Regions from separate parts of the Mus musculus genome. Here region 2 is linked to region 1. Evidence: chromatin loops called from intact Hi-C (ENCODE). Cell type or tissue: left cerebral cortex. All regions are shown on one strand. Each heading gives the region's core, and the rest is flanking DNA. Links, peaks and the distances in the headings are about the cores only. Region 1 has its middle 5.4 kb from the start of Rtn4. Region 2 overlaps Gm12092 (predicted gene 12092).

The links. Hi-C counts contacts between places; a loop is a spot of excess contacts. Peaks named below come from ENCODE experiments on the same cell type or tissue, not always from the same donor. Only the 100,000 strongest peaks of a DNase experiment are listed, where the experiment ranks them.
Region 2: it touches region 1 in a loop (2.1-fold over the local background); 4 of 42 quality-filtered maps call a loop at or near these places.

Annotation. Positions count from the first base shown.
Region 1 is chr11:29,684,802-29,690,181 of GRCm38, forward strand. It overlaps the pseudogene Gm12093. Among named protein-coding and RNA genes, the nearest start is that of Rtn4, 5.4 kb to the right of the region's middle. In left cerebral cortex, for the core only: no CTCF peak of the experiment used is centred there; no DNase peak of the experiment used is centred there.
Region 2 is chr11:29,634,455-29,639,834 of GRCm38, forward strand. All of the region lies in intron 1 of Gm12092 (predicted gene 12092), which reads right to left. Among named protein-coding and RNA genes, the nearest start is that of Gm12092, 8.5 kb to the right of the region's middle. In left cerebral cortex, for the core only: no CTCF peak of the experiment used is centred there; DNase peaks (open chromatin) are centred at 2,675 and 4,582.

The DNA.
Region 1 (5,380 bases), core at 228-5,227:
GATGGAGAGTTACTGTGACAATTCCATCTTCAAGCAGTGCTTTGTTCTTGGGTACTGGGGACTCTACAGGACTTCAGGCTTGCACAGCAAGAAATCTTCCCCACTGAGCCGTCTCCCAACTTGCTTTCTGATTATTTATAACCCATTGTTCCATCGTCAACTTAAGTTGAATATATTTAAAGCTTAGATCATTGTATTCTCTCCAGTGTGACTCATCTAAACTGTACTACATTGCCTGACTTTCCTTGGGTAAAGGCAGCAGCAATTTATCAGGTCACCCAAGCATAAATCTTTGAATCATTTTTTCTATCAGACCTTCATTTTATTAGTCACCAAATTCTGTGAATTCATCTTAGTACTTTCCAACTTTATTTCCTCCCATTTTCTATGTTATTGGGGTTGGCTTTCATTAGCGTTTGCCTGAAGTATAAGCGGTAATTATCTTCTACTTAAACGACAGCATTTAAATAAAGCTATGGAGCACTTATTTAAAACATTACAATTGCATCTTTAATATTCCCTTCCTCACTCTAGCACCCACAATCCATCCTTTATCAGTATTACTGCTATAAATTATCAATCAGGTCATTTTACCATTTTGCTTAAAGACCTTTTCTTTAGAGATAATTCTTTTACTTGGTATCATGGCATTTGAATCCCTTCTCTGACACTTAAGTGACTTCCTAGTTTATCTTCAATCATTTCTCTGACTCTTCCCACCTGCTCTAGCTAGCCATCTTTCTAGACCTTAGTTTTGCTGTTTTACTCCTTTTTTGCTATTGGAGCTAGTGCTCCCTCTGTAAATATCTGTCTTTCCTTCTGTCTTCATTAGAGTTTTACTGCTGTGGCCAGACACCATGATCAAGGCAACTCTTATAAGGACAACATTTAATTGGGGCTGGCTTACAGATTCAGAGGTTCAGTCCATTACCATCTAGGCAGAAGCATAGCAGCATCCAGGCAGGCATGGTGCAAGAGGAGCTGAGAGCTCTTCATCTGAAGGTTGCTAGAAGACTGGCTTCCAGGCAGCCAGGATGAGGGTCTTAAAGCCCAAACCCACAGTGACACACTTCCTCTAACAAGGCCACACCTCCTAAGAGTGCCACTCCCTTGGCCAAGCATATGCAAACCACCACACCTTCTCTACCTTAAAAGTTAAGTGTCAAATACTTTATGTACTTCTCTTGAAATCCTGTTGTACACACACACACACACACACACACACACACACACACACACTATAAACTATGTGTTCCTTAGCATTAAGAAATGATTTATTAATTTGTTATAGATGATGAATAATTTTTGGTGCAGGAAGTGCTAAGATAGATGTCTACAAAGCACAGGTGCCATTGACTCTACCTCTCTATGAAGTCAACGATGACCCTGAACTCCTGCTTCTACCTGGAATCACAAGTGTTCAACATCATCCCTGGCTACCCAATACATTGTTAAATACAAGAATTTTTATCCTAAAGATAGTGAGAGTTTGGTTCTGTTTCTCCTGGGGAGGATAAAACACCTCATAATGAGGTGGTATCATCAGGTGGTGAGACCACGTGCTCTTCCTCCCCACTTCCTCTTTTTTGCTTAGTTTTCTGAGACTAGTTCTTAGCCTTTTTGTCCTCCTACCTCAGCCTGTCTTGTGCCAGCACTACAGATGTATACTGCCACACCCAGCTTGCACTGTTTCTTATGAAGACATGTTTTTATTTGCCTAAAGGGGCATAGGTATATTTTAGTTTGGATTTCTGTTGCTATATTAAAATTAATTTTTTCAGGCTCCAATATAATCTTTTGCTAGATCAAAATATATTTCACAAGAGAAATCATGCATATTGAAATTGCCCAAGGAAATGTAATAACGCAGAAGACGTCCCACGAAAATTAAAGAGATGCCGGGCGTGGTGGTGCACGCCTTTAATCCCAGCACTTGGGAGGCAGAGGCAGGCGGATTTCTGAGTTCGAGGCAAGCCTGGTCTACAAAGTGAGTTCCAGGACAGCCAGGGCTATACAGAGAAACCCTGTCTCGAAAAACTGGAAGAAAAAGAAAAGAAAAGAAAAGAAAAGGAAAGGAAAGAAAAGAAAAGAAAAGAAAAGAAAAGAAAAGAAAAGAAAATTAAAGAGATTAAGGAGATTAAATCCTTTCCTCCCTTCCCTCCCTCTTTTTTGGTACAGTCTCTCGACATTCCGGCTGGCCTTGAACTCTCATTGTAGCAGAGAATGACCTTGAATTTCTGCTCCCCTGCCTTCATTCCTGATTGCTAGGGTGATAAGTGTGCCACCACCCGTAGTTTACATCGTCCTAAGTCTCAAACCCAGGGTTCTCTGCATGCTAGGGTCACACTCTATCAATTGCACTATAGCCCCAGCCCTAGGTTCTTTTACTTGCCTGTTAGCTTTTTGTTTTCATTGTTTTTAAATTAAATATTTAGGTGACTATAAAGTACTAGGTTTCATTAAACTATGTTCTTATTTTTTCCTCTCACCCCTTGCCCCATTCCAAGCTAGTTAGCTTTCTTCCCTTCTGAGCCTCCCTTCTCTATTCCTATTCTGTGTTTTCTATTGTGTGATGGTTTGGATATGTTCAGATCAGGGAGTGGCACTATTAGAAGGTATGGCCCTATTGGAGTAGGTGTGTTACTGTGAGTGTGGGCTTTAAGACCCTAATCTTAGCTGCCTGGAAGCCTGTTTTCTGCTAGCAGCCTTTAGATGAAGATATTGAAATCTCAGTCCTGCACTATGCCTGCCTGGATGCTGCCATGCTCTCACCTTGATGATTATTAACTGAATCTCTGAACCTGTAAATCAGCCTGGATTAAATGTTGTCCTTATAAGAGTTGGCTTGGTCATGGAGTCTGCTCACAGCAGTAAAACCGTAAGATATATTGCCATTGCTTTCCCCCATGTCCCTTCAAATCTCTTCCTTCTCTCTCCTAATCCCCTTTGTAGTTTTGTGACCAGCATACATAGATAACATGTCCCCAGCATGCATATCATTCTGGACATAGGTTTCCTGTTTGAGAGAAACAGGCAGTCTTTGTGTTTTTTGTGTTTGGGTTATTTTACTTCACGATGTCCAGTCCCACCCATTTCCCAACAAATGTCATTTCACTTGTCTTTACAGCTATATGCAATTCCCTTGTGTATCTATGTCACATTTTCATTTTATTCTGAAACAAAGACAGATTTTGTTTATGAACAAATACATTTCCCAAAATTTTTTTTAAGTTATAGCATCTTGCACAGCTACTACCTATGTATGAAAAGGATGAGAGAGAGGTGTGAAGAGAAAGAGGGGCAGGAAAAGGAAGAAAAGAGAGAAGAAAAGGAAGCCTTGAAAGAAGGAAGGATGAAAAACTGGCAAAACTGAAAAGCTGGCATCGGACCTTCCAAGGGCTGACCATGTCACATATCCTTGGGCCTCAACTGCTTCACCTGAGCCTGCTTCAGAAAAAGCAGCTAGACCTGGAGGAGACATCCCTGGGAGGGGCTCCCAGGCCAACAGCCAGACAAACATTCAGAATTTTGGTGGGTAGGTCCAGTGTTTTCACAGCATGCGCTACACATGGCTTTCTGTGGCCTCTCAGAGGGGCATGAGTGAGACCATACCTAGCATAGTCTTCAAGAGCATGGTCTGGCCGGGCAGTAGTGGGGCACGCCTTTAATCCCAGCCCTTGAGAAGCAGAGGCAGGCAGATTTCTGAGTTCAAGGCCAGCCTGGTCTACAGAGTGAGTTCCAGGACAGCCAGGGCTATACAGAGAAACCCTGTCTCTGTAAAAACAAAACAAAACAAACAAACAAACAAAAAAAGAGAACATGGTCTGTACCTCCTTCTTACCTTTAGCCTCCGAAAGTCTGAGCTGTTCTTATACTACTGTGGCCAATGCATCCTCTTCTGGAATCTGCAGTTATGACATCGGAAGTTTGGAGAAGGCCAGAAGCTGCTCCTCAGGTTTTTCTGGCTTCTTGTGGAGACAGCCTGACTTTTCCCAGGGCTGGTTAAACCCAAACATGTTTTGTTTAGCTGCTTCTAGACCTGGGTTTGCTTGCTGGATGGCAGAACAAACTGCCAATCACAAGTTCTTGTTCAAGAAGAAGTAATTAAGAAACTCGAGGAAGAAATGGGTATACGGGTCTGGGCACTATCTTGCTGGCACTCAGAACATGTTCAAGATAGCTTCTACCAGGCAGCATTCAGAGCCCATCACTTCAGGTAGCAGAATGGGGGCCTGGAAGGTGTTTATGACCAGGAACCTATGCCTGAGCCTGCAATCAAGCCAGGAGTTGTAGTTGGGATGCCTCTTACCACTGAGCATCAAACAGTAGTTGAAGGCCTTTTCCTGCTTTGGCAGGAACAGTGGTAACTATTGGTAAATAGCCTATGTGGGGCCTGGTACCCAGGTTACTGAGCAAGCTACTTATTCAATTCTGCCCTGGTTTCCTTAAAAGAATACCAGGTTGCCTGCCTCATAATAGTGACTGAGATGTTGGGCCATATTCAGATCCCTGAGAATGGTCACATGATGGCTAGCGCAGGCTTCTGCTCAGATCTGCCCATAGAAACTTGACTTTAAGAAGCCTCAGCTTCTTAGGCTTCCCAGAATGCACATGGGGCAGGACATATCAATTAGGGTAGAGGTCTTCTTTCTCTTACCATGTACTGTGCAATGAGGGCCTGGCCTTCACTATCCAGTGTGGGAAGATCCTCTTTGGTGAACTCATTTGTGTTTCTGAAGCAATGGACATCCCTGTTCTGGATGGCAGACCGACCACTCAGGACTTCAGCAGCCACTGGAGCAGTGCAATCTTTACAGCTACTGCTGATATGGAAACAGGAGTCCCTGCTCGCAACAACAGCTAGGAATATTCACTGTTAGTATATCATTGGGCCCTCTGGTCTCCTGGAGACGGACAATATCAGCATCCAGTTTGTTCAAAATGTGTCTCAGGGCCATGGGTCAGTGGCTACTTTCCTGGAAACCCAACCCTTATATGAGCTTCATTGATGTTCCTGGTTATTACACATGACATTTAGCACAGGTGGATTGTCACAGGGAAGTTGACAAAGCTTCATACATCATAGCAGGACGTTTTTGGGTTTTTTGTTTGTTTGTTTGTTTTGTTTTTTTGAGACAGGGTTTCTCTGTGCAGTCCTGGCTGTCCTGGAACTCACTCTGTAGACCAGGCTGGTCTTGAACTCAGAAATCCACCTGCCTCTGCCTCCCAAGTGCAGGACTTCTTCTGTATTCTCCATTCATCTGTTGGTAGATATGTAAATAGCCATTTCCTGGCTATTTGGATAGTGGGATTCCTTTTCCTGACTTAAATTTTTATTTTAGGTCCAACACTAATTATAAACATGACTGAAGAAATTGAT
Region 2 (5,380 bases), core at 290-5,289, 50 kb before region 1:
AAAAGAAAAGGGTCGTGTCGGGAATCTCGCCACCAGGAATGTTACCACTGTCAATATGATATCTGTGTGAAGACACGGCCCAGGTGAGAGAGTAAGTATGTGGGTGAACGCAGGAAGGATGGGAATTCCATCTGAACTCTCAGAGGATGCAGTGCTCCTGGTGTGTTGTCTGAAAACTGTCAAGGAGCTAAATAGTAAGCCAGGAGAGCCTAGAAGCAGAAGAATGGAGAGAATTAGGAGCCGAAGTTGTAGGGCCTTGTGAGTTGCTATCAGGACTTACAGTGGGTATATTGTGATCAGAAGAGACTATTGTCAGACCTGCCACCACGATTGCCACACTGACAGAAAAACTGGAGTACCTTTTCAACATTCTATTAAAAATTTCAAAATCATACCTATAATCCCAGTAGGCAGATCTCTGTGAGTTCAGGACCAGCCTGGTCTACATAGTGAATTTCAGGCCACTCAGGGCTATATAGTGAGACTGTGCCTCAACAAACAAACAAACAAACAAACAAACCATTTATTTAGTGTACTTGTGTGCGTGTATGATGGTGTGCATGTGGAGGTTAGTGAGGAATTTGTCACAGCCAGGTGTCTTCATGTGGGTCCTGGGGCTCAAACTTAGGGCATCAGCCTTGGCAGCAAGCCCCTGTACCTGCTGAGCCTCATTCCTCTTCCTTCCTTTTCCTTCCTTCCTTCCTTCCTTCCTTCCTTCCTTCCTTCCTTCCTCCCTCCCTCCCTCCCTCCCTCCCTCTCTCTCTCTCTCTCTCTTTCTTTCTTCCTTCCTCTTTGTTTCTTTCTCTTTCTTTCTTTTTATATTTCTTTTGTTGCTTTATTTATTTATTTATTTTGTTTTTTTCGAGGCAGGGTTTCTCTGTGTAGCCCTGGCTGTCCTGGAACTCACTTTGTAGACCAGACTGGCCTTGAACTCAGAAATCCACCTGCCTCTGCCTCCTGTGTGCTGGGATTAAAGGTGTGCACCACCACACCCGGCTGTTATTTATTTATTTTTGATGGCACAGTATATTGAGTCAAGGACAAGACAGGGTCTCACTAAAGTTCTCAATCTGGCCTTGAACTTGCAATCTTCCTGCCTCAACTTCCCAAGTACCTGGAATTACAATCAAACTTGGGCCACCAAGCCTAGCACATCACTTGTTCTAGCCAGATGTTGTGCAATACTATCCAGTGAGTGTAACAGCCACCTGAACAGTGTGACTCCACGCTGCTACTGGATCTCAGCTGGATGCATTTCTGCCCCATCCACACATGGTTTGGGGAGGTACTAGAGAGCTAACTGAAGATTCTATCTACGCAGCTATGGGGGAGTAGCCATCTGTGCTGGTGGAAACTTTCAGTAGTGTGACTGCTCTAGGGGCAGTAAGTAGCCCCCATGTACTGTAAATGACCCCTTACCCATGCTCTGTGAGTAAGCCTAATAAAGTCATTGGTTTTCCAAGTTGAATTTTGGAGAAACTGTACTTTGGTACATATATCATTTGGTGCCCCTTCTGAGGGACAAAGATATATTTTTAGTCTCCTTAGAAATAAGTTTGCGCCGGGCGTGGTGGCACACACCTTTAATCCCAGCACTCTGGAGGCAGAGGCAGGCGGATTTCTGAGTTCAAGGCCAGCCTGGTCTACAGAGTGAGTTTCAGGACAGCCAGGGCTACACAGAGAAATCCTGTCTCGGAAAAAAAAAAAAACAAACAAAAAACCAAAAAAAAGAAATAAGTTTGCAGAACACTAGGGGTTGAGAGTGCCTAACCAAAACCCTGTTGATATAAAGATCAAAGAGGGCTGGACCTCCCTCAGGAGAGATTCCTTATGAATATCATTGTGAAGGGAAGAGCCAAGCTAAGGATCAACAGTCAAAGTACAATTACCCTGGCCCCATTGCATGAGTGGGTTTATCATACTTCCCAAGGTATTCTGGGTACTTTGATGGACTCTCTGGTTATAATTATTTTTTCTCAGACTTTTCTGCTCCAGAGACTGAGAATGAATTAGAACATGAGCCAGATGGGCAGATGTTGACTGAAGGCTAAAAGGAAGAAGATGAGATGGCCTGAGGCTGGCATCTTCTGAGACCCTAATAGCATGGACTTCACAGTATCCCTCAGTGGTCGTTCACTATCAGGTACTTATTTCTTGTCATTTTAGATTTTGTTTGAGTGCATGGTTCCTGGACCTTTCCCTAACATTTGTGACATGATAACCAATCTAATTGCAGTTAACTTTCCTGTAAACTCAATGAGAGCAGGGGTCTTGGTGCTTGCCTTGTCTCCAGCCCCACACTAGAGGTTTGCAGTGTGTGTTGGGTGAATGTAACCATTCACAAAATGGCTGCACGTGAACACGTGTGGAGTTCGAGCTGGCTCTGGGTGCTTGATTTCATCTGTGGGAGTGGGCATTCTATGCTGTACTTTTGTGATGGTAATGTGTGGTTGTCTGGCCCCCTGGGAAGTTGCCCAGCTGTTTGGTGGCGTCCTTTGTTTCCTTGTGGGCTGAGTTATCCCCAAGTAAAGACCCTGCAGTTGGATGCAATGTCTGCAGCAACAGCCGCTGTCTGCAGCTGGGTGGGTGTGATCTGGAGACCGAGTCTGTCTGATTCTCTGTTCCTGGCTGCTGACAATAAACAGGCTTTCCTCCACAGCTGTTGACAGTTGCCTCCCACACAGCCCACCAGAGCCCTGCCCAGGGCTGGCATGACTCCCTCCCTCCCTGTTGCACTAATTATAACAACACTGTATTATTACTCGTGCCTGAGAGTTTCACGCAGACATTTCCCCCTGGACTTTGGAATGAGACTCAAAAAGTAGAACTGCTGAAAATGTATTGAAGTTAATGTGGTCAGGTTCAAGTTATCTAATATGACTTGCTGATCTTCTGTAGAGGGCAAGGAGAAAGGATGCCGGTTCAAGGGTGAGGAGAAGGCCTCTCAGCAATCCTGGATAGGAAGGAAGGTGGTACAGAGCCTGGGCTCTAGTTTTCCTGGTGTCCTCAGGATATCACCCTGTAGTTTCTTCCTAATTGTGCACACCTTGGATTGGGAGAAAGAGTGTTGGGAAAGCCTCTTGGAGGAGCTGAGTACAAATATCAGAAAAGTTGATTTTCTCCTGAGAGTATCTGCTTCTGGTGCCTGAGCCAGGCTGTTCTTTCCCTGGGTGCTGCCATGCAGTTCTGCCCTCCTCAGGGGCTGCAGGGTAGGCTCTGAACACACAGTGGGTATGGGAATCATTCATCGCCTGTTTCCCAGGGCCACGGGGCAGTCCAGGAGGCACATGGCCCACACCAAACCATAGGCTTGCTTTTAACAGCAATGACTGTGCCAAAACGAGAGCTGGGAACAAAGCTGTGCTTTGGGACTCCCATATGAACCTTTCTGCACCTGAATCTGGTGAGTGCCTGGGAGGAGGAAGAATAAGAAGCCAACTAGGGATACGGACAGAGAACACTTACCCAGTGTCTTACTCAGTGTTGTATGGCTCTGAAGAGACACCATGGCCACAGCAACTCTTATAAAGGACAACACTTATCTGGGGCTGGCTTACAGGTTCAGTGCCTTAGACAATTGTCATAGTGGTGAGAAGCATGGTGGCACTCAGGCAGACACAGTGCTGGAAAAGTGGCTGAGAGTTCTACATCTGTTTAGCAGGTAACAGGAAGAAACAGTACCACTGGGCTTGGCTTGAGCATTTGAAACCTCAAAGCCCTATTCACAGTTTCTCCAACAAGGCCATACCTCCAATAATGCCACTCCTTATGAGTCTATGCAGACCAATTTCAGTCACACCACATGTTCACGCCTAACATGTTCAAAGTCCAGCACTGTGTCTAGCACTGCCAGAAAGAAAATGTCACCTCGTCATGAACCTGGCCCCCTCCACTTCTGTAACATTATGATTTGATCCCGTGGTCAATCTCATTTTCTCAGTAGTCTCCCATGACAGGAGGAAGGGCGGAGGCAGCTGTTCAAACCATTTGCCCTGGATTTCAACAGCGCTCCACCTGCTCCCCAGCAGTGCCACCCTGGGAGACCCCTGAGCAGCTGTTCACTTGTCTCATTCGCTTTTCACCCTTGGTCACCACTGCCGGACTATTTCCTCAGCTATAATGGGATGTATGCATGGTTCCAAGTGGGGCTGGTTACTCTGCACCGAGAGAACATAAGCTCTGTGAAGAAAAGTGCCCTATCAAGCCCAGTACTATTATATGTATTCCTCCTGTGAGGCAATTTGCTCATACCTAGTAAATGTGAGGGGTGAAGCTGGCCAGCTATCATGTGAGCTCCTTGTTCTTAAATAGACTCAACACTTTCTCAAAAGTTTTCAGATGCATTCATTTAAAACTGCAGATTGCCTTCTGTTCGATAGTCATCATTAGCTAAGCACTCTACAGAGACCAAGGCTGTAGCTCCCAATGCTGAAAACCAAACTACCTTGGGTAATTGTAAGAAATGTGACTGCAGTTCACAAAGAATGTGCTACGATGAATCAGGGTCAGGGAGCTTTTAAGGAACAAAAACCTCACACAGAGTCTCTGAAGATATAAAACTGGTTAGACCACAGCTGCCTGCCAGGCCCTTTCCTCCTCTGAGTCCTTCCTATCCCACAGCATGATCTGCCTTCCCCACACAGTGAGCCTTGCCAGCACCTTTGTTTCTAATTTTAGCTGCTGTTTTGCATTTTGTGTAGCGTCTTGGGAAATACAAATGCAGACTTTAAACTGCAGGGAAGCCAGGCAGTTGCTTCTAGATAAGATGTCCAGAGTTGATGAGTGATAGAAAGGTTGAGGAAGAGGAATGTCAGAGCAGAACCGCGATGCTCTCAGAATCCCTCACTTCTCTTGGTGCTGATGGATAGTCACAAGGCTTCAGAGACCATTAAACTTCTTCGTGACTTGGCAAAAATTGAACTTGATGTAGATCAGTGGTTCTTACCCTTCCTAACTCTGTGACCCTTTAATACAGTTCCTCATGTTGTGATGACCCCCCACCATAAAATTATTTTAATTACTACTTTATAACTATAATTTTGCTACTGTTATGAATCATAATGCAAATATTTTTGGACATAGAGGGGTGCCAGAGGGGTCACCACCCACAGGTTGAGAACCACTGATATAAATGTTGATATGTGTGTGTGTGTGTGTGTGTGTGTGTGTGTGTGTGTGTGTATCTGTGTGTGTATGTGTGTATGTTGAGGGATGAAGAGGACTCCATATATAACCCTGAACTAGATTCAGTAATCAGCCTAAACTAGAAGTGGGGCAGAAGCTCATAACATAAGTCACATGGAATGAATCATTGGGTGTCTCTCAAGGTCAGGGAACTGGCATCTTGTTAGAAATTTACTGAAACAAAACAAAATGATGA